2 separate regions of the Homo sapiens genome follow, and region 2 is linked to region 1. Evidence: chromatin loops called from intact Hi-C (ENCODE). Cell type or tissue: B cell. All regions are shown on one strand. Links, peaks and the distances in the headings refer to the core of each region. The heading gives the core; the rest is flanking DNA.

Region 1 (10,398 bases), core at 990-8,989:
ACTAAAAGTGATGCTCACTGTTAACCATTGGTTTCATGATGCCAGGCAGTACTTGAACATCTTCATGGGATGTATTATAATAACTTAGCATCCCTATTTAGCACTGAGTTATACTGAATTCATTTAATCCTTATCCATTTAGATAATTACAGTGCAGTAGTCCTGCTTTATCTGAGGGGGGTGTGTCCCAAGACCCCAGTGGATGTAGAAATGGCAGATAGTAGGTGTACACTAAGGTTTTTTAATCCAATAACTGAGATGGCTTCTAAGTGACTAACTGGCAGGTAGTGTAGACAACGTTTGGATGGATGGGCTGGACAGAGGGATGATTCATATCCTGGGTGAGACAGAGTAGGATGGCACAGGATTTCATAGCTACTTGGAATGGCTCGCAATTTAAAATTGTTTATTAACTGTATTAATTGTTTATATGTGGAATTTTCCATTTAATATTTTCAGACCGCAGTTGACGGCAGGTAACTGAAACTGAGGCTAAGGGGGCTACCGTGTCGTCCTTCTGAAATTCAGTACCACAGCACAGCAGTGTAGATGGAGATAGAATGTGGAAAGGGCTGGGTGTGGTGGCTCACACCTGCAATCCCAGCACTTTGAGAGGTCAAGGCAGGAAGATCTCTTGAGCCCAGGAGTTCAAGACCAGCCTGGGCAATATAGTGAGACCTCATCTCTATAAAAAATTTTTCAAACCCTTAGCTGAGCATGGTGGGTACACCTGTAGTCCCAGCTACCTGGGAGGCTGAGGTGGGAGGATTATAATCATGTGTTTTTGTTGTAAACAACTTGAGTCTGGGAGGCAGAGATTATAGGGAGCCAAGATTGTGCCACTGCACTCCAGCTTGGGCAACAGAGTAAGACCCTGTCTCCAAAAAAAAAAAAAAAGAATGTAGAAAAGATCTCTGTTTTCCATTCATTCCCTCAGTTATTCTTTGAAACAAGCAACCTTTGAGCATCTGCTTTGTGCTGTGCTCTTGGAACACAGAAGTAGGTGATAACTCGGCCCTTGGTCCATAGGAGGAAACAGATATATCAGCATGATGGCCATTTAGGGTGGGACGTGCTAGAATAGAGGGAGATACATATGAAGGTATCTGGGATTTTAAAGGAAGACGGACAAACTGTGCGGTTTGGGAAGACATTACCCATCACAAAGATATTTAAAATACAACTTAACAGGCACATAAAAGAGTTTTCCAGCTGGAGAGAGATAGGAGTTACGGAAGGAGAGGTGGACAGATCCCAGCCCCAGGACATAGCCTGGAATTTGCTCCTTTCAGCCAGCAGTGGATGTACTTTAGCTGTCTCTTGCTTCTTTTGCTTAAAAACAGAATTCAGAAAAAATTAATTCCAGTTATTCAGCGTGCCAGTTAGTGGAGGCCTGACTAATTAAGGTTTCACTGTAAGCTTGGCATATCAGAAGTAGTATTATAATCATGTGTTTTTGTTTTGAATATGTTAAGTTTTTGTTGTTCTATTTGTGTTGACTGGGGTAAAATGTGATCTGTGTCATTTTGATTTTGAGTTCTCACTTAGTAATCCAATTTGGCATCCCATATCCTCTTCCCAACAAGAATTTAAAGTGTTTATTAAAAAGGAGAGGAGAGGTAGAGGGTCAAATAAAACATTGGCAGCAAGGCAGGTGGCCAAAGCCTGCGGAGGAAGGACAGGAAATGTCTGCTGGAGCTTGTTATAGAGCAGACGCAGAATGAGCACAGTCAGAAAATAGAGAGCTAGGGAAGGGAAGGCTTGCTCAGCTCTGGGGAATTCCAGAACTTAGAGGGCAGAGGCCAATTTATTCAACATGATAGTTTCTTGTCTCTAATCTCTCTTGGATTCTTTGAGTATGAGGAGGACAAGTAAATGTTTTGAGGAAGCATGGCATAGCAAGAACACCAGGGGGCCTCGCATACCTGCCTTTGAAGTTTATTATGTTTGGCAAGACCCTCTCAGAGCCTACGTTCATAGCTGTGAAATTAGCCATAAACATGCTCCCTCCAAGGCCTTCTGTTGGGAGGATTTATAAGGATTTAAATATGCTTAGCACAGAGTGCAGGCCATAGGAGATACTCAGTAAATGGGATCCCCCCTCTGCCCGACCTGTAACCCTACGTGGAATCCTATGATAGACTTTGCCTAAGAGTGACCGAGGCAGCATTGTCATTGCCACGGCTAGAGCCCCCATTGTATTTAGTTTAACCTTCGCTCTCTAAAGGTCAGAATACATTTCTACAACACAATACATTTTATTTAGTGCTGCACACACAGTGGTTTTAGTGAGGGCCTTAATAGTCCCCCCAGAGGTTCCACGTATGCACCTCTTGCACTCTGCCACCTGTGCTGTGGGGCTAGTATCCTGCAATGACAGTGCACTCCCAGCTTATGCCTGGGAGACGTTCTTAAAGTCCCAGTGGCGACTGATACGTTTACATGCTGTTTATGAAAGAGATGGAGTTTGGGTGGTGATGGGAGGGAGGGAAGGAGAAGAAGGAAGCGCCGTAACTCCATCTGATGGGCACAGAAGCAGAGGAAGAGTAACGCATATGCTGTGCACTCCCCCTTCCCTTCTTGCCACCCAATCCCTGATCCCAGCTGGATCTCAATATAGAATAATAAAACTGTGATTAAGATCACGTAAACACAATTTATTTTTTCATTAAGCTCCATAATATACTTTTGCACTTGTTTCTATAAAGCTTCAGACGGCCTCAGCAAAAGAGTTGACGCTTTGCCTGTAATATAATTTGCATGTCCCTATCCTCTTTAAAAGTGCCAGTTTCCTTGAATTACAGATATTAACTCCCAAGACAGTATAAGCATCATGGCCTTTTGGACAGGTGGGCTGTTTTCTTCTATTCATTTTGAGGTTGTTAGGGACTCTTTGGTAATAGGATCTTCCTAATCTACGATATTATTGGTTATTAAATATGGATGACTTGTTTGATGTAGTGGGGCTTGTTTTCAATGATCCCATTAGGCCAGGCGTGGTGGCTCATATCTGTAATCCCAGCACTTTGAGAGGCCGAGGCAGGAGGATCACTTGAAGTCAGTGAGCCACCACGCCCGACCCGGAGTTGCATCTCTTAACGGCATCCCAGTTCGAGTCTCAGCCAAGGGAGCAGGCACCCATGCCCTGGGGCCTGAACTGTGGCATGGGAGTGGGGGGCACAGATCTTTTGGCAGAAGGTGGCTACCCAGGTCCAAGCCTCAGACATCTTTCCTCCTTGTCAGACCTTCCTCCTGGGTGAGTCACCTATGTGGGGGGCGGGTGAGAACCTCTTTGTGGAGGCTCTGGGAAAGCCGACTTGGAGCTTGGAGCCTCCACAGTTATATAAATGGAAAATTAGAAAAAAACAAAAAGGCCTTGTGGGCTTGTAAAGATGGAATACATTGTAGCTGAGAAAATTCTTGGCTGAGAAAATGTGAGGAGTGCTAAGGCCGTGGTTGGAGGATTTTTTTTTTTTTCTTGGTAAAGGGAGACAGTGGCTGCAGAAGGCACCAGCTGTCCCCACCTCTTTGCCATTGTTGAAACAAACTCGCAAATGGAAAGGACTTTGCAATGCAGAGTCTAAGGAGGGAAAATGAAAATATGACAGATACAAAGAACTGAATGCATTCTGAAATCTTAGGGGAATAAAAATATCTAGTATTGAGACAGCCCAAAGCTAAGAGTCTGCAAACTCAGAAACAGCAAGAAGCTTTTTCACAAGAAAAGGAAACTTAGTGCTCTAGGTACATAGAGGTGGAGAGGAGGGCCTGTGTGTTTTAATCTGTCACCCGATATCTTGTATAGCTGTAGGATTATGGAGTGATTCAGTTTCCTCTCTGTAGCAACATCCATGAAAATATCTATTTACTTACTGCCTCGGGAAAACATTCAAATTTATGATTTAATCAGCTTCAAAGTATTTCTGCTGAGTTTTGTTACTTTGTTTAACTTTTTTATTATGTGGTAGCTGGTGGATTGTAGGCATATTTAGCAGTTGGGAAATGTCTAAGGAAAGATTACCTTTGATAAAAAGCCAGTAGGAAGGGAATTGAAGGACGCAGAGTCGATGCCTGCAGTTTCTTGTTTTTGTTTCCCCAGCTCTGGAGTCAGACTGCATAGGTTTGCATCCTGACTCTTCAAGTTACCGTGTGACTTTGAGCAAACTTCTTAACTTTTCTGTGCCTCAGTTTCCTCTAAAATGTGATCATAGTTGTATTTACCTCAGAGATTGTCATGAGGATTAAATGAAATACTATATAAATGCTTAGAGCAGTATATCATCTTTCAGAAGAAAATTAAGTGTTACCGTTTGTAACTATCAGCTTCACAGACACTTAACTTCTTCTTTAATTTTCCCACTTAGAACCTAAAGTATATTTCTGTAAATGGGCACAACAGCTGGATCCCGACGTAATGACATTGATTTACGTTGTAAGTAACACACTACTGCCACCAGAGTATTTCTGGACAGTGTCTTGATAACTTTCGGTAATTTGGCTGTACCCTGTCATTCATTCCGTACATGTTTATTGAGCATCTATTATATGCTAGAAATGACATGAGCTATGGAAAATATGAACATGAAAAATAAAGAGCCCACAGATTAGTGACAAAGACAGAGAAGAAACAAATGCCTTCGATACAGTCTTTTGTACGTCAAAGTTTTTAGCCCTCTTGACAGTGGCTTGAGAGACCAGGTGTACAGACTTCTTTCGGGCTCAGGTCCTGCAAGTTGTGGGATGGGGGCCAGGATAATTTGCCACCAGCAAGCTTGGATTCAGCCACCTGCTGCTGCCCAGAATGCGATCCAACCTTTCCCAGTGAAAATGCAACCTTAGGAGTCAGGACCCAGGCAAGAGGGGGAGTGTGTAAAGACCTACACTGTATTCCACTAAGAACAAATAACTAATCACACAGCAGAACCTCTGGTATATAAACAAAGACATCCAGGCTGAACACAACCCCACCGGCGATATGTACCTCCGAGTGTACACCAGGGTATATAAAAAGTTATCCAAATGTCTGTTGCCTTTGACATTTGATCAATCACTATTGGAGTTTTCATCAACTTGTTCAGACTATATACCATGGATCTTTGCTGGGTGGATTAAGGTTTTGAATGTATTGCTTGTGTATTTCATCATGCAGTCAAAATCCACCTCCCACATAAGCCTGTTGTTGGATAGAGCTCCCAGTCATGAAAGTCTGTCCTCTTTTTCTCCCCTTCTATTTCTTGGTATTAATTTCAGCTTAATCAAGTCTTCTGGCCCTGTGATTCCAGGAACAGTTGGGTTCTGGCTAAAAGCAAAAGAGAAAACCGCCTGTTTCAGTCGCATAAGGTGATGTGGCAAGAACTTGTTTCTGAGGAATCCAAGATCTAGCCATTTTCAGCAGTGGTCATAGGGGACTGGAACGGGGGCGCCACCTGCAGGCTAAGGGGGAAAACACAGAGCGAGAAACTGAACCTTGCTTTAGGGGACAGGCATTTAAAGGCAAAGGAAATTCAGTCCCTCTGTGATAGACAGTAATGAACTCAGCAGGCTGTCTTGTAGATAAATATGCATGAGAATGCATCGTTGGAAGAGCTCTCACGTATTCCCTTCATTCCTGCCTTTTGGAGTTTCAGAATGTTTTACATTTTATGTTCATTTATATTTTTCTTTGTCAGAGTATGGAGATCCTAAAATCATCTGCCAGGGTATTTGCTGCTTCTTGGTACTGCTTGCTGCTCTTTTCAGAGAGAGCAGTGCCAGGTAAAATATTCTGCATTCTCATAAGAAGAGGTGAATGTCATTGCGTTCCCTGTTAATATGAGGCAGGGAAGGACGCTCTGGCCCGGAGCCGGAGTCCTCACACCACTTTGGTCTCTGTCCTTTCTAGCAGATCTAAATATCTACTCTGTCTACACCCTGTTTTTACAGAAACACCAGTGCTAGTCTAGAATGAAGGCAACATTGACAGCAGTGATGATCAAACGTTCGTTTTTCAATATGCCATGAAAAATAACTTGGTCCAAAATAAAATTCTGTCCTTATATTTCTATTTAGATGTATACCTCCCATAAAGGTAAAATGTTTTTCTCAGACGTAATTTCAGATTTTCTGTGTGCCCTACCAACAGATCAGGTTTCTCCTAAGTTTTTCAGTGGAAAATGTGATCGGCAAATGTATCAGCTGTTCCTCTGTTAGCTTTGTTGATTGATGCTTTTGAGGGGCAGAGTAGGTTTATTTGCTGATTTGTGCATTTTATCAGGTACAAAGGACATAGCAGATGTGGAAGATGCTTTTAAGAACTTCACCAAGAAGCTTGAGGGCCACCCTAAGGGAAGCTCCGCTCTCCTTCAACTGAAGCTCTCCAGGGACAATAGGAGCTGATGTTTTTGGAAGCGTCACACTGCTGGGGTCAGTGTTGCAGGTTCAGGAATGTCAGGATGCAGCCCTGTGTCTAGAGTACTCACAGCTAGGACAGGCGCACACATAACTATAATACCAAGCCAGCCTGCAGCAGCGCCATGGAGGGGCACACAGGGTGAAGAAGGGTGTCTTAGCTGGAATTGCTACAACAGAACGCTGTAGACTGGGCAGCTTCAATGTGGATGTGTATTTCTCACAGTTCTGGAGGGTGGAAGTTCCAGAGCAAGGTGGTGGCTGATTCACTTCCTGGTGAGGGCTCTCTTCCTGGTTTGCAGACGGCCTCCTTCTCACTGTGTTCTCACATGGTGGACAAAAAGAGGGCTCTGGCGTCTCTTCTTATAGGGACACTAATCGCATCCTGGGGGCCCCATTTGTTTGACATCATCTAACCTGATCGTCTCCCAAAGGCTCCATCTCCTAATACCATCATACTGGGGGTTAGGGTTTCGTGTGTATTTAGGGGTAGGGGAGACTAACATTCAGTCCATAACGGAGGGGAAGATTCAGCTGTAGGATTATCAGGCTCAGAGAATTAGACTCTATTATCTCCCCCGCCTACACACACACCCCTGTACTGATGAGAAAAGTAAAGCAGCGAAGGGGAGGGTACTGAGCTTAGCAGCAGCCAGCTTCATTGTCAGTTCCATACCTGGGAGAGCCTCAGAGCCCACCCTCTGTGAAAGGAGGGAGGCATGAGCATGTAAAAAATATATACTTCTCCATGGAAAAGATGGTTTTGACATTCCCGGAGGCATGGTACCTATTTCAGATCTCCTTAGAGTTTCTGTTAAGTGGGTGCCTCCCTTTTTTTTTTGGGATGGAGTTTTGCTCTTGTTGCCCAAGCTGGAGTGCAATGGCGCCACCTTGGCTCACTGCAACCTCTGCCTTCCAGGTTCAAGCGATTCTCCTGCCTCAGCCTCCTGAGTAGCTGGGATTACAAGCGCACGCCACCAGGCCCGGCTAATTTTTTGTATTTTTAGTAGTAACAGGGTTTCACCAAGTGAGTGCTGCTTTTAAGAAGTCAAATGATAGGCAACTTGTGGACGATGCCTTTAGTTTATCTAAGTCCTGTTTCAGCTTTGAGGTTTCCATGAGTTGCGTTTTACCCTGAGGTTGGTGAAGTGCAGCATTGGGTTAACTTTGCTCCCACGAATTCCAGGGGTGCCCATTGCTAACTGGCTTCTCACAGCAATGACATTTGAGGCCGGAATGGTCTCTCTGTCGGCACGGTACACAGTTGTTCACTGGTGGCTTATTGGTCAGATCAAAAACCAAAAAGAAACAGGGAGGGAATGCGGACTAGGATCCATGTTTGTAGAAATCTGAGCAGGGAGAAAGGAAGAAAGGAGGATTGGGGGACCCCTACATGTCCTCCCTTCAGTTGCAGATGTTTGTTAGGATGTGGTCAGATGTGGGGAAGGGCAGGTGGCCATGGAAGCAGGGCCCCCAACAAGTGGCATTCACCTGGATGGATGCCCCACAGCCCAGCATCTAGACTTCAGCTGGTTTGTCAACACACCAAGTGTGGATGCTTTTGTTGGAACAGAATCCCTCAACAGAGACAGAATGCCAGTATTATTGATTCATAATAAAATGTATAATTATCCAGTGGGCTCATGTTGGCTAAGTAGCATCGTCTTTCCCCTTTAGGGCAAAAATACTTAGAAAGGCAAACTGTAATCAGAAGATCGCTTGGATGGATGGGATCAGAGCAGGAGGAGGGAACGGGGTTATGTTGACAGCTGGTACCATCAGGCTGTGATAGCTGGTCTGGAACCCTCACCTCCACTGTAAGGACATCCCTGCCACAGCCCATGGTCACGGCATGTAGCCAGGACTCTGCTTTCCCAGTGGTCCTGTGGAGGGGCTGCTGACTTGGAAGGTGGTGGGCTTCTCTAAGTCTCTTATCCATGGTCACCCTGCTGACCGACCCCACCGTCACCCCCCACCCCCGTAGGCATAGACATATTATATCTTTAGAATATGAATCCAGACAACCGTCTACCTTCATACATGGCATAGTCCCCAAAACATGCACCCCTGTGCAAAATGGAACAGTACACTTACATGCTCCCAGCCCAGAGAGGTTTAAAAGTATATTTATATTTTTAATTATAATTTTAAAATAAAAAGTATATTTATATATTTATAAATAGGTGCATTAAGGCCAGGTGCGGTGGCTCACGCCTGTAATCCCAGCACTTTGGGGGGCCAAGGCAGGCGGATCACGAGGTCAGGAGTTAGAGACCAGCCTGGCCAACATGATGAAACCCTGTCTCACTAAAAATACAAAAAATTAGCTGGGCTTGGTGGCAGGTGCCTGTAATCTCATCTACTCAGGAGGCTGAGGCAGGAGAATTGCTTTAATCCAGGAGGTGGTGGTTCCAGTGAGCCGAGATCACGCCACTGCACTCCAGCCTGGGCAACAGAGCAAGACTCCAACTCAAAAAATAAATAAGTAAATAAATAAAAATAGGTACATTAAATTACACACACACACACACACACACACACACACACACACACACACACAATGTCTGATTATCCCTGGTCTTTTAGTTACCTTTTTTTATTGATACATAATGCTTCTACCTATTTATGGGGTATATGTGATGTTTACTCGCATAGAATGTGTAATGATCAAGTATCATTACTTCGAATATTTGTCTTTTCTGTGTTGGGAACACCTCAAGTCCTCTCTTCTAGCTATTTTGGAATATACAGTGCAGTATTGTTAACCAAAGTCCCCCTACTCTGCTATGGAACATTAGAACTATTCCTTCTATCGAACTGTATGTCTGTATCCACTCACCAATCCCCTCAGACGCCCCCTACACCCTTCCAGCCTCTGGTATCTATCATTCTACTCTCTACCTCCTTGAGATCCACTTTCTCAGCTACCACGTATGAGTCGTCACAGTTCTTGATGATATATTTCCCCATGCCTATAGCTTTTTGCTTTTCATTCTTTTATAACTAAATCTGAACATTGGCCTACCTAGATTCCAGTGAGCACCCAATTGGTCACTTCTGTTCTGTGTGATCATTTCCATCTTTGTCTCTTCTCAAATGCATGACTACTGCGATATCTTCATTTCTTATCACTAGCTGCTTCAGGTGCATTTTATCATTTTCCTCTTTTAAAATAAATAATAGGAAAATGCCCCAAATATTCAACAAACAGTTGAACAAATACTGCTCTGTAGATGGATACAGCCATTCTGTGCAAACTTAACTTTTGGCTTGAAGTGATTGGCACAATACAAGGCTCAAATTATTTGTGGGAAAATCTAGCTTTTGCATACAAAACGTGATGTCACCTTTTATGTTATGTGATATAACATAGTATGCTATGTTTTCAAAAGTTAAATAGACAAAAGTTAGGGAAGTTGATAACCACAATCAGATTATACTTGGATCTCGGGGGGAGAAGTGTGGGATGGCATTTGCCTTTTTTTTTTTTTTTTTAGATGAAGTCTCTCTCTCGCCCAGGCTGGAGTGCAGTGGTGCAATCTCGGCTCATTGCAGCCTCCGCCTCCCGGGTTCAAGCCTCAGCCTCCCAAGTAGCTGGGATTACAGGTGCGCGCCACGATGCCTAGCTAATTTCTGTATTTTTAGTAGAGACAGGGTTTCACCATGTTGGCCAGGCTGGTCTCAAACTCCTAACCTCAAGTGATCCACCCGCCCCAGCCTCCCACAAGTGCTAGGATTACAGGTGTGAGCCACTGCGCCCGGCCCATTTTGCTTATTTTAATAAATTCAGTAAATAGTTATTGAGTGCTTGCTGTGCGTCAGGCTCAGTGCTAAGCATCTATCGTCAAGTTCTAGGAAGGGGGAGAATGAGGGGACACCTTCCTGGCGCCTCTATGATACCGCCTCGCACTTTATCTCTCTGAAGTGGTTTTGAAATCCCTTAGACCAGGGACTCTCAGCCTTGGCGCTGTTGACATCTGGGGCTGGAGAATTCTTTGCTGCAGAGGATGT
Region 2 (10,398 bases), core at 1,305-9,304, 390 kb before region 1:
TTTTTGCTTCCTTTCTTGCCATGTGATCTTTGCACACCTCCACTTCCCTCCTGTTTTCTGCCTGGAGTGGAGGCCCTCACCTGATGCCCCTTCCCAATCTTGGATTTTCCAGCCACCAGAATCATGAGCCAAATACATGTATTTTCTTGATAAATCACCCAGCTTCAGGTCTTCTGTAATAGCAACACAGAACAGACCAAGACATTTTGTTTTCAAAGAATATTCCATGTCACGGGGAAAGTTTCATAATATGGTGTTGTGTGAAAATAGATACACTGGTTCTATTTTGAAATAAATACATATTTAAAATGAAACAGGAAGAAAATATGCCAAAATGTTAACTGGTTCCCTTCCCTCTCCTCCCCTCCCCTCTCCTCCCCTCCCCTCCCCTCCCCTCCCCTCCCCTTCCCTCTCCTCCCCTCCCCTCCCCTTCCCTCTCCTCCCCTCCCTTCCCCTCCCCTTTCCTTTCCTTTCCTTTTTGAGAAAGGGTCTTGCTCTGTAACCCATGATAGAATGCAATGGTGCAATCATGGCTCACTGTAGCCTCGAACTCCTGGGCTCAAGCAATTCTCTCATCTCAAGATGTTGAGAGTACAGGTGTGTGCCACCACATCTGACTAATTTAAAAATATATATATTTTATATATTGATATTGATAGAGACAGGATCTCACTATGTTGCCCAGACTGGTCTTGAATTCCTGGACTCAAGTGATCCTCCTGCCTTGGCCTCCCAAATTGTTGGGATTACAGGCATAAGCCACTGCACCTAGCCCAGATTTCTACCATAAGCGTGGATTGTATAATGCAGAGCATAAATAACAATCAAATAGGAAGAGGTAGCAACGTTTATTTTCACTAAACTGAAAAGCACTGCCTAAGTGCAATTTTATTATATTTATTGTTCTCTAATACAGACTCTAAGCCCATTATCAATCAATCCAAAAGCCTGTTATCTAGATAATTCTAGACAATGCAAAGTCCTTCATCTAAAATTGAAGCTCCTTGGAGATCAGGTCCCTGGTTACTTTCCCGTTCCTGTTATTTACCATAACAGGCTGGCCTCCTCCCGATTCCCTAAACACTTCTGAGTCTCCTCTGCTCCTTTTTTGTTTTTGTTTTTGAGATGGAGTCTTGCTCTTTTCGCCCGGGCTGGGCTCACTGCCACCTATACCTCCCCAGTTCGAGTGATTCTCCTGCCTCAGCCTCCCAAGTAGCTGGGATTACAGGTGTGCACAACCACGCCTGGCTAATTTTTGTATTTTTAGGAGAGATGAGGTTTCGCCATTTTGGGCAGGCTGGTCTCAAACTCCTGACCTCAGGTGACCCGCCTGCCTCAGCCTCCCAAAGTGCTGGGATTACAGGCAGGAACCACCATGCCCTGCCCCTCTGCTCCTTTGCATGTGCTGTTCTTTCCATCTGGAATTTTCTCAGTCCTTCTCCCTGTCCATCCAGGTCCCCAGGGGTTCAAATCAAGTCCTCTCTACTCTGAGAACATCTTCCCAGTCAAGCCTCTGAATTCCTACAAGCCTTTGTTATATTAAATAATTCTCTGTTATCTAACTTTCTCTGAAGGCATCTGTTTCTGCAACTGGATTGCAAGCACCTTGTCTAGTGTGATGCTTATATATAAGAGTAGTGTTAGTACACTGCAGGTGCTCAATAAATACTGCAGATTATCCTTTTTTTTTGAGATGGAGTCTCGCTCTGTCGCCCAGTCTGGAGTGCAATGGCGTGATCTTGGCTCACTGCAACCTCCGCCTCCCGGGTTCAAGCAATTCTCTGCCTCAGCCTCCCGAATAGCTGGGATTACAAGCGCCCGCCACCATGCCCGTCTAATTTTTTTGTATTTTTAGTAGAGACGGGGTTTCACCATGTTGGCCAGGATGGTCTTGAATTCCTGACCTCGTGATCCACCCACCTTGGCCTCCCAAAGTGCTGGAATTACAGATGTGAGCCACTGCACCTGACCAGATTAGCCCATTTCTAAGCTACTTGTGGCAACATGGTCCTCTATGCGTTTAGGAAACTGTTTTTTTTCTTTGCATGTTTCCCCTCACCCTCCCCAAACAAAGCCATTTAGAGACCAATGGACCAGACCTTGCGTAATCTCAGTGAGCCTGTGAGCATCCCAGATTGAACAGAAATTCAGCTGTAGACCTAGGAGATGTTTATTATCCTCCCTCCTTCTTTTGTTGCTTTTCACACACCTCTGTGCTCGAAAAGAGTCACCTGGTATATGAACTCTACACAGATGCTTGGACTCTTTTGTCCTTTTAACCTAGCAAGGGAAGGAGTTGTAAAGGATAAAGACTTCTTTTTATTACCTTTTAAAATAAATGAAATCGGCCGGGCATGGTGGCTTACGTCTGTAATCCCAGCACTTTGGGAGGCCGAGGCAGGCGGTTCACTTGAGGTCAGGAGTTCACGACCAGCTGGACCAACATGGTGAAACCCCGTCTCCACTAAAAATACAAAAATTAGCTGGGCGTGGTGGCATGCGCCTGTAGTCCCAGCTACTTGGGAGGCTGAGGCAGGAGAATTGCTTGAACCTGGGAGATGGCAGTTGCAGTGAGCTGAGATTGCACCACTGCACTCCAGCCTGGAAGACAGAGCAAGACTCTGTCTTAAAAAAAAAAAAATTAAAAAAAATAATAAAATGAAATAATCTTTCATTTTAGTTATGGAGTTTGAGGAAGAGTGAGGCCTTCCTTACAGAGCTGGGGCCAGCTGTGTTTATACTGAACATCAGGGCCAGGACCTAAGAATGGTGACAGGTGTGGGTGGCCACAAGGTATAGGCAAGAGGTCACAGACTCAGATACCTGCATGGCCAGACATGTAGCAAACTGGGCGGGTGTGAAACAGTAGCTGTGGGTGGGACCAGAGGTGGAAGTACATGATATTTAAGCTTCCTGAGCCCTTACTTGCTCAGGCCTCTGGAGGGACCCTAGCAATTCTGTATTTATAATTTCAATTTATTTTACTTAGAGAAGTCACTCCAACTAATATAAGCTTCAGGCCCGATAAAACCTATCTTTGCCCTTGGTGGAACTCTGGTACCCAACATGCCCTGGCCTAAGTTAAGTTGGATCATTTGGCCTCAAGTGATGACAGCTAATCAGAAGTGTTTCTAGGGCTTTTGGTTTTTCCAGAGCAGGAGGAGTCCAGATTTTTGTATGAAATCTCTGACATTTTAAATGTTGGTAACTTACAGCCAGGCACGGTGGCTCACACTGTAATCCCAGCACTTTGGGAGACTGAGGCATGTGGATCATTTGAGGTCTGGAGTTCAAGACCAGCCTGGGCAACATAGTGAAACCCCATCTTTACTACAAATACAAAAATTAGCTGGGCATGGTGGCACGTGCCTGCAATCCCAGTTACTTGGGAGGCTGAGGCAGGGGAATCACTTGAACCCAGGAGGTGGAGGTTGCAGTGAGCTGAGATTGTGCCACTGCACCCCAACCTGGGTGACAGAGTGAGACTCTGTCTCAAAAAAAAAAAAAAAAAAGTCGGTAACTTAAAACAAAAAACCACTGTGGCCAAACAAGTTGTGTGTATATATAGCAGGGAGTGAACTCGTGGACTGCCAATCTGTGACTTCTGGTTATTTGAGTTCAGAGGAATTACAGAATTGCCAAATTCTGTCATTTGGCTCCATGGCAGGGTCTACCTGCCCTGTGTCCTCTGCCCGTTAGAACATGTTTGGATAGGTCTCTGCCAGGGAGCTTTGATCTTTTCTGTGGCTGCAGCCAACAGCCAGACATCCTCTAAATGTCAGCCACTAGTCACAAGGACAGAAAGCCGACTGAGGGTGCGGGTGGACAAATTGGTGTAAATTCATTTCCACAGTCGGCAAAGCCAACCAAAGCACGTGGTCCACTGACAGTGATGTGGCAGCAAAGTCACTTGAACATGTGAAGACAAAGTGGGGTGGCTGTTGTTCTTCCCGGGCACTGATTAATCATGTAGGTGGGTAACTGTGTCGTGCTCCTCCGGAGGGCTGCAGCCAATGAGTTCAGGGGAGATTTATATAACTGCTCAGACGGAGAGGAAGTCACTTCCCTCTAGCTCCCAAATCCACTTGAGGCCACACACCCAGGCTTTCATAACTGCAGGCTTTCTACCTTGTGAACACTCCTCAGAAACTGCAAAGGGCCCCCAATTAAAGGAGTGACTTCTGTGTGTCATTTCATGTATAGAGCATGATGCTTCTTCTAAAGCTCCCGGGATGACAGGGGACATCAGATGGGGCCACAGGCTGGTATTTGGGGCAGAACGCAACTGTCAAGGATATTGGGGAGAAAGACGAGGCTGATAAGAACAAGGGATTTCGAGTGACAGCCTGTGGGCGTCCTTCCGTTGTCAGCTCAGATCGGCCATAAAGCTGCTTTGAGTGGCTGTGTTTCCATTGCTAATTAGCATGCCGTGGGAGCTGCTTTGCCATAGAGAGGTTTCAGGGCCTGCCGCATGGTTTTTTTTTTTTTTGAGACAGAGTCTCACTCTGTCGCCCAGGCTGGAATGCAGTGGCCCAATCTCGGCTCACTGCAACCTCCTGGGTTCAAGCAATTCTCCTGCCTCAGCCTCCCAAGTAGCTGGGATTACAGGTGCACACCACCACGCCTGGCTAATTTTTGTATTTTTAGTAGAGACGGGGTTTCACCATGTTGGCCAGGCTGGTCTCCAACTCCTGAACTCAAATGATCCGACCGCCTCGGCCTCCCACAGTGCTGGGATTCCAGGCGTGAGCCCTGATGCCCAGCCTGCTGCTTGGCTTCTAAGTAACTAGCAGGATCTGCGGTGGTGGTGAAGCGTGCTTTGCATAAGGCCAGAGCCTAGGGATCTGTTGTATAAACTCCACTTCTGCTTCTGACTGGGGGGGGCGCAATTGCAGAACATTTAAGAGAGCATCCCCCTTCCTGCCCCCCCATGCATGGACTGCTTCTGGAAAGGGCCTATCAGAACCCCCCCCCCCCCACAAAGGGGGCTATTTATTTATTTATTTATAGACGGAGTCTCGCTCTATTGCCCCAGCTGGAGTGCAGTGGCACAATCTCAGCTCACTGCAACCTCTGCCTCCCAGGTTCAAGCAATTCTCCTGCCTCAGCCTCCTTAGTAGCTGGGATTACAGGCGCACACCACCACGCCCAGCTAATTTTTTTTTTTTTTTTTTTGGTATTTTTAGTAGAGATGGGGTTTCACCATGTTAGCCAGGATGGTCTCTATCTCCTGACCTCATGATCCGCCCACCTTGGCCTCCTCTCGAAGTGCTGGGATTACAGGTGTGAGCCACTGTGCCCGGCCAATTTATTTATTTTTTTGAGACTGACTCTCACCCTTGCATCCAGGCTGGAGTGCAGTGGCAATATCTCAGCTCACCGCAACCTCCACCTCTCGGATTCAAGCGATTCTCCTGCCTCAGCCTCCCAAGTAGCTGGGACTACAGGCTCCCACCTTCTTGCCCAGCTAATTTTTGTATTTTTTAGTAGAGACTGGGTTTCACCATGTTGGCCAGGCTGGTCTCGAACTCCTGACCTCAAGTGATCCGCCTGCCTCAGCCTCCCAGTGTTCTGGGATTATAGGTGTGAGCCAGTGCGCCTGGCCAAAAAATCTATGTAGTTGCAGAAAAAGCTGCAGGTTGGGCATGGTGGCACACACTTGTAGTCCTGGCTACTTAGGAGGCTGAAGCAGGAGGATTACTTGAGCCTAGGAGTTCAAGTCCAGCCTGGGCAATATAGCTAGACCCCATCTCTTAAAAAAAATACAGAAGTTAGCCAGGCATGGTGGTGGGTGCCTATAGACCCAGCTAATTGGCAGGCTGAAGTGGGAGGATCCTTTGATCTCAGGAGGTTGAGGCTGCAGTGAGCTGTGATCATGCCACTGCACTCCAGCCTGGGCGATAGTGTGAGACCCAGACTCTAAAAAAGAAAAATAAGAAAGAAAGAAACTGCAGTAGATAATGTATAATGGGAGACAATAAAAGAAGGAAGATGAAGCATTTCTCCCCAGGGAGTTAGACTGTCATTCTGTCTGTCTGAAACCTTCCCAGTAAGTCAGTATTTCTGGTGTGTGCCTGGTAGAATTGCCTTGCTTTGTCTTCTAATTCATTCACTCACAAAATAATGTATGAATTCCGATTATAATCCAGGCCCTCGTTCCCATGCTAGGCACATGTGATGAGTGAAACATAGTCCCTGCGATTTGGAGCACCCATAATGAACAGTGTAAAAACTAAATGTCGGCCGGGCGCAGTGGCTCACACCTGCAATCCCAGCACTTTGGGAGGCCAAGGTGGGTGGATCACCTGAGGTCAGGAGTTCAAGACCAATCTGACCAACATGGAAAAACCCCATCTCTACTAAAAAAATACAAAATTAGCTGGGCATGGTGGCGCATCCCTGTAATCTCAGCTACTCGGGAGGCTGAGGCAGGAGAATCGCTTGAACCCGGGAGGAGTAGGATGCAGTGAGCCGAGATTGCGCCATTGCACTCCAGCCTGGGCAAAAAGAGCAAAACTCCATCTCAAAAAAAAGAAAGAAAGAAAAACATTGGCCAGGTAAGGTGGCATGTACCTGTAATCCCAGCTAGCTACTTGGGAGGCTGAGGCAGGAGAATCGCTGGAACCCAGGAGGCAGAGGTTGCAGTGAGCTGAGATTGTGCCACTGTACTCCAGCCTGGTGACAGAGCAACACTCTGTCTCAAAAAAAAAAAAAAAAAAAAAAAGAAATGTTCTAGATTCTAATGAAGAATGATGATATAGTTTGGATTAAGTATCTTGGACTGTTTTTTTTTTTTGTTTTTTACTTTATTTACTTTTTTTGAGATGGAGTTTTGCTCTGTCACCAGGCTGGAGTGCAGTGGCATGATCTTGGCTCACCACAACCTCTGCCTCCCGGGTTCAAGCGATTCTCCTGCCTCAGCCTCCCAAGTAGTTGGGACTACAGGTATGTGCCACCACGCCTGGCTAATTTTTGTATTTTCAGTAGAGACGGGGTTTCACCATATTGGCCAGTATGGTCTTGATCTCCTGACCTTGTGATCCGCCCTGCTTGGACACCCAAAGTGCTGGGATTACAGTCATGAGCCACGGCCCCCGGCCTGTCTTCAGTTTTTTGCATCGTACCTAAGTGTGGACTTTTACAAATTTATGTTGCTTGGGATTTGCTGGGCTCTTAAAAACTGTGAGTTGATGTCTGCCGTCAGCTCTGGAGAATTCCTGGCTATTATTTCTCCAAACATTGGCTTTGCTCCAGTATCTCATTCTTCTTTCTTTCTGTATGTCAATTAAATGTATGTTAGATCTTTTTAACACACTCTCCTTTTCATATTTTCCTTTGTTTTTTTTCTTTTCAAGCTGAATTCTGTATAGTTTTTTCTGACCTGTCTTCTGGTTCACTAATTCTCACTTCAGCCGAGATGATCTGCTATGAAGTCAGCCGTTGGCTTTTTAACTTCAATGACTGTATTTTTCAGTTTGAGAATTTCTAGTTGGCCATTTAAAAGATCTTTTATGTCATTTTCTATAGTTTCCTGTTGCTATAATTGTCAAGAGTAGCTTTTATGTTTCTGAAGGCGGTAAACAGAGTTGTTTTATGGCCTGTGTCTGAGAATTCTCATTTCTAAAGTCTCTGCGAGTTCGTTTGCACTCTTGGCTGTTCCTGCCATCCTAGCTCTTAATGCCTTGTTTTCTTTTTTCTCTCTTTTTTTTTTTTGTGACGGAATCTTGCTCTGTCATCCAGGCTGGAGTACAGTAGTGTGATCTCTGCTCACTGCAACCTCCACCTCCCTGGCTCAAGCAATCCTCCTACCTCAGCCTCCTGAGTAGTTGGGATTACAGGTGCGTGCCACCACACCCAGCTAATTTTGTATTTTTAGTAGAGACGGGGTTTCGCCATGTTGGCCAGGGTGGTCTCGAACTCCTGGCCTCAAGTGATCCACCTGCCTCAGCCTCCCAAAGTGCTGGGATTACAGGCTTGAGCTACCACGCTGGGCTGTGATGTCCTGCTTTCCTGAGTGCCTGAATTCTCTTAGGTGGTATCGGCCACTGCATATGTATGAATATATATATATGAATAATGGTGGAGTCTTCCAGAGAGGTTTTTAGCTGTGTCTGCCAGGCCTTGAGGCACCACCAGTCTGGAACCACCTTAATCCAAGTTCAAAGTTTGAGACTCCCGGACCGCCCAGACGATCTGAACTTGACTGTGAGCCTGAGGGCTGCATACTTGCCCTTCTCCCCAACCCTGAGGAGCTTGCTTGACATGGGGAGTGGTGTATCTGGATCCCCAGCCTTGGCAGGTCCTGGGCTCTGAATTGTGTTCAAAGCCTGTGAGACTATGGAAAGAATAGCTCATTTTCAAAGCTGTTTTTTTTTTTTTTCTTTTTTTCCAGATTGACAAATGCCTTAGAATAAAAGCTCTGTGGGCTGGGCAAACCACTTCTGGGTTTGTCCTGGCCTTGATTTTGGCAGATGTTTCTTCGCTACCTTATTATCATTTTGATGCTCTTAAGAAAACTAAACAAATCTTTCAGCCAGCTTTTAAGTTGTCTTTCGTAGGAGGGTTGATCTAAATTACTTAACCTGCTATTGGCAAAGGGAAAAGTACCAGGTGACCTAGGTTCAAATCCTAGGTGTGTCTATCACTTCCAGCTGGCTGATGTCAGCCAAGTTTGTTTCCTCATCTATCTGATGCACACAGTAAACCCTACCTACTTGACTGTGTGGCTGTGCAATTTAAAAGTGAACATTGTTTTTTGTAAAGGGGTGTACTCACAGGTTTGTTTATTGTTTATGTCCCACACTAGAATGTCAACTCCAAAAGAATGTCACTTCACTGGTATTTCCCCAACAATGCCTGATACATAGTAGATGCTCAATCAACATGGACTATAGGAAGGGTTACTTTGTAAAGATAATCAAGTACTTACCCAGGATACATGTATGTAGGCTGGGTACAGGCGCTCATGCCTGTATTCCAAGCATTCTGGGAGGCTGTTGTAGGATCACTTGAGGCCAGGAGTCTGAGACAAGCCTGGGCAACATAGTGAGACCCCCATCTCTACAAAAATAATTTTAAAAAAATTAACTGGGCATGGTGGCATGCACCAGTAGCCCCAGCTACTCAGAAGGCTGAGGCAGGTGGATCCCTTGAGCCCAGGAGTTCAAGGCTACAGTGAGCTGTGATGGCACCACTACACTCCAGCCTGGGTGACAGCAAGATTTTGTCTCTGAAACATTTTTTTTTTTTTTGAGACTCACTCTGTCCCCAGGCTGGAGTGCACTGGTGCCATCTCAGCTCACTGCAACCTCCACCTCCCTGCTCCAAGTGATTCTCCTGCCTCAGCCTCCTGAGCAGCTGGGATTACAGGTGAGCGTCACCACACCCAGCTGATTTTTTATATTTTAGTAGAGATGGGGCTTCGCCATGTTGCCCAGGCTGGTCTCAAACTCCTGACCTCAGGTGATCCACCCATCTTGGCCTCCCAAAGTGCTGGGATTACAGGTATGAGTCACTGTGCCCGGTCTGAAACTTTTTTTTTTTGAGACAGAGTTTGCACTGTCACCCAGGCTGGAGTGCAGTGGTGCTATCTCGGTTCTCTGCAAGCTCGGTCTCCCGGGTTCACGCCATTCTCCTGCCTCAGTCTCCTGAGTAGCTGGGACTACAGGCGCCCACCACCAAGCCCGGCTGTTTTTTGTATTTTTAGTAGAGGTGGGGTTTCACCGTGTTAGCCAGGATGGTCTCCATCTCCTGACCTCGTGATCCGCCCACCTTGGCCTCCCAAAGTGCTGGGATTACAGGCGTGAGCCACTGTGCACGGCTGAAACTTTTTTTTTTAAACCAAGCTTTGAACTTGGACTAAGGTGGTTCCAGAATGGTGATGCCCCAAGGCTTGGCAGATACAGCTAAAAAAAAAAAAAACCCCAAAAACAAAAAACAAAACAAAAAAATCCCAACATGTATTTAAAGATAAAACCATATCAGAAAACTGCACTCTTGGGGATCAAGATCAAATCTTCATATCAGCATCTACTGTGCAGAAGATCCTGTTTCCCTTTGTTAGTTTCTAAACCTGGTTGTTAGATTAATACAATCATTCTTACTTCATTTTAATTTTTTACTTGATATGATTTTTTTTTTGAGACAGAGTCTTGCTCTGCCACCCAGGTTGGAATGCAGTTGCACAATTTCGGCTCACTGCAACCTCCACCTCCCAGGTTCAAGCAATTCTCCCGCCTCTGCCTCCTGATTAGCTGGAATTACAGGCATGTGCCACCACACCCGGCTAATTTTTGTATATTTTAGTAGAGACGAGGTTTTGCCATGTTGGCCAGGCTGGTCTTGAACTCCTGACCTCAGGTGATCCGCCTGCCTAGGCCTCCCAAAGTGCTGGGGTTA

What was found. A loop is a pair of places that touch in the nucleus more often than their neighbours do. Peaks named below come from ENCODE experiments on the same cell type or tissue, not always from the same donor. Only the 100,000 strongest peaks of a DNase experiment are listed, where the experiment ranks them.
Region 2: it touches region 1 in a loop (23-fold over the local background); 6 of 110 quality-filtered maps call a loop at or near these places.

Annotation. Positions count from the first base shown.
Region 1 is chr10:12,705,860-12,716,257 of GRCh38, forward strand. All of the region lies in intron 3 of CAMK1D (calcium/calmodulin dependent protein kinase ID), which reads left to right. Among named protein-coding and RNA genes, the nearest start is that of MIR548Q, 14 kb to the right of the region's middle. In B cell, for the core only: CTCF peaks have their summits at 1,919, 2,127, 5,432 (motif pointing left) and 5,631; DNase peaks (open chromatin) are centred at 1,902 and 5,422; H3K27ac peaks cover 2,047 bases.
Region 2 is chr10:12,319,000-12,329,397 of GRCh38, forward strand. It overlaps the pseudogene RN7SL198P. Among named protein-coding and RNA genes, the nearest start is that of CAMK1D, 25 kb to the right of the region's middle. RefSeq lists enhancers at 4,024-4,524, 4,525-5,025. In B cell, for the core only: no CTCF peak of the experiment used is centred there; a DNase peak (open chromatin) is centred at 4,852.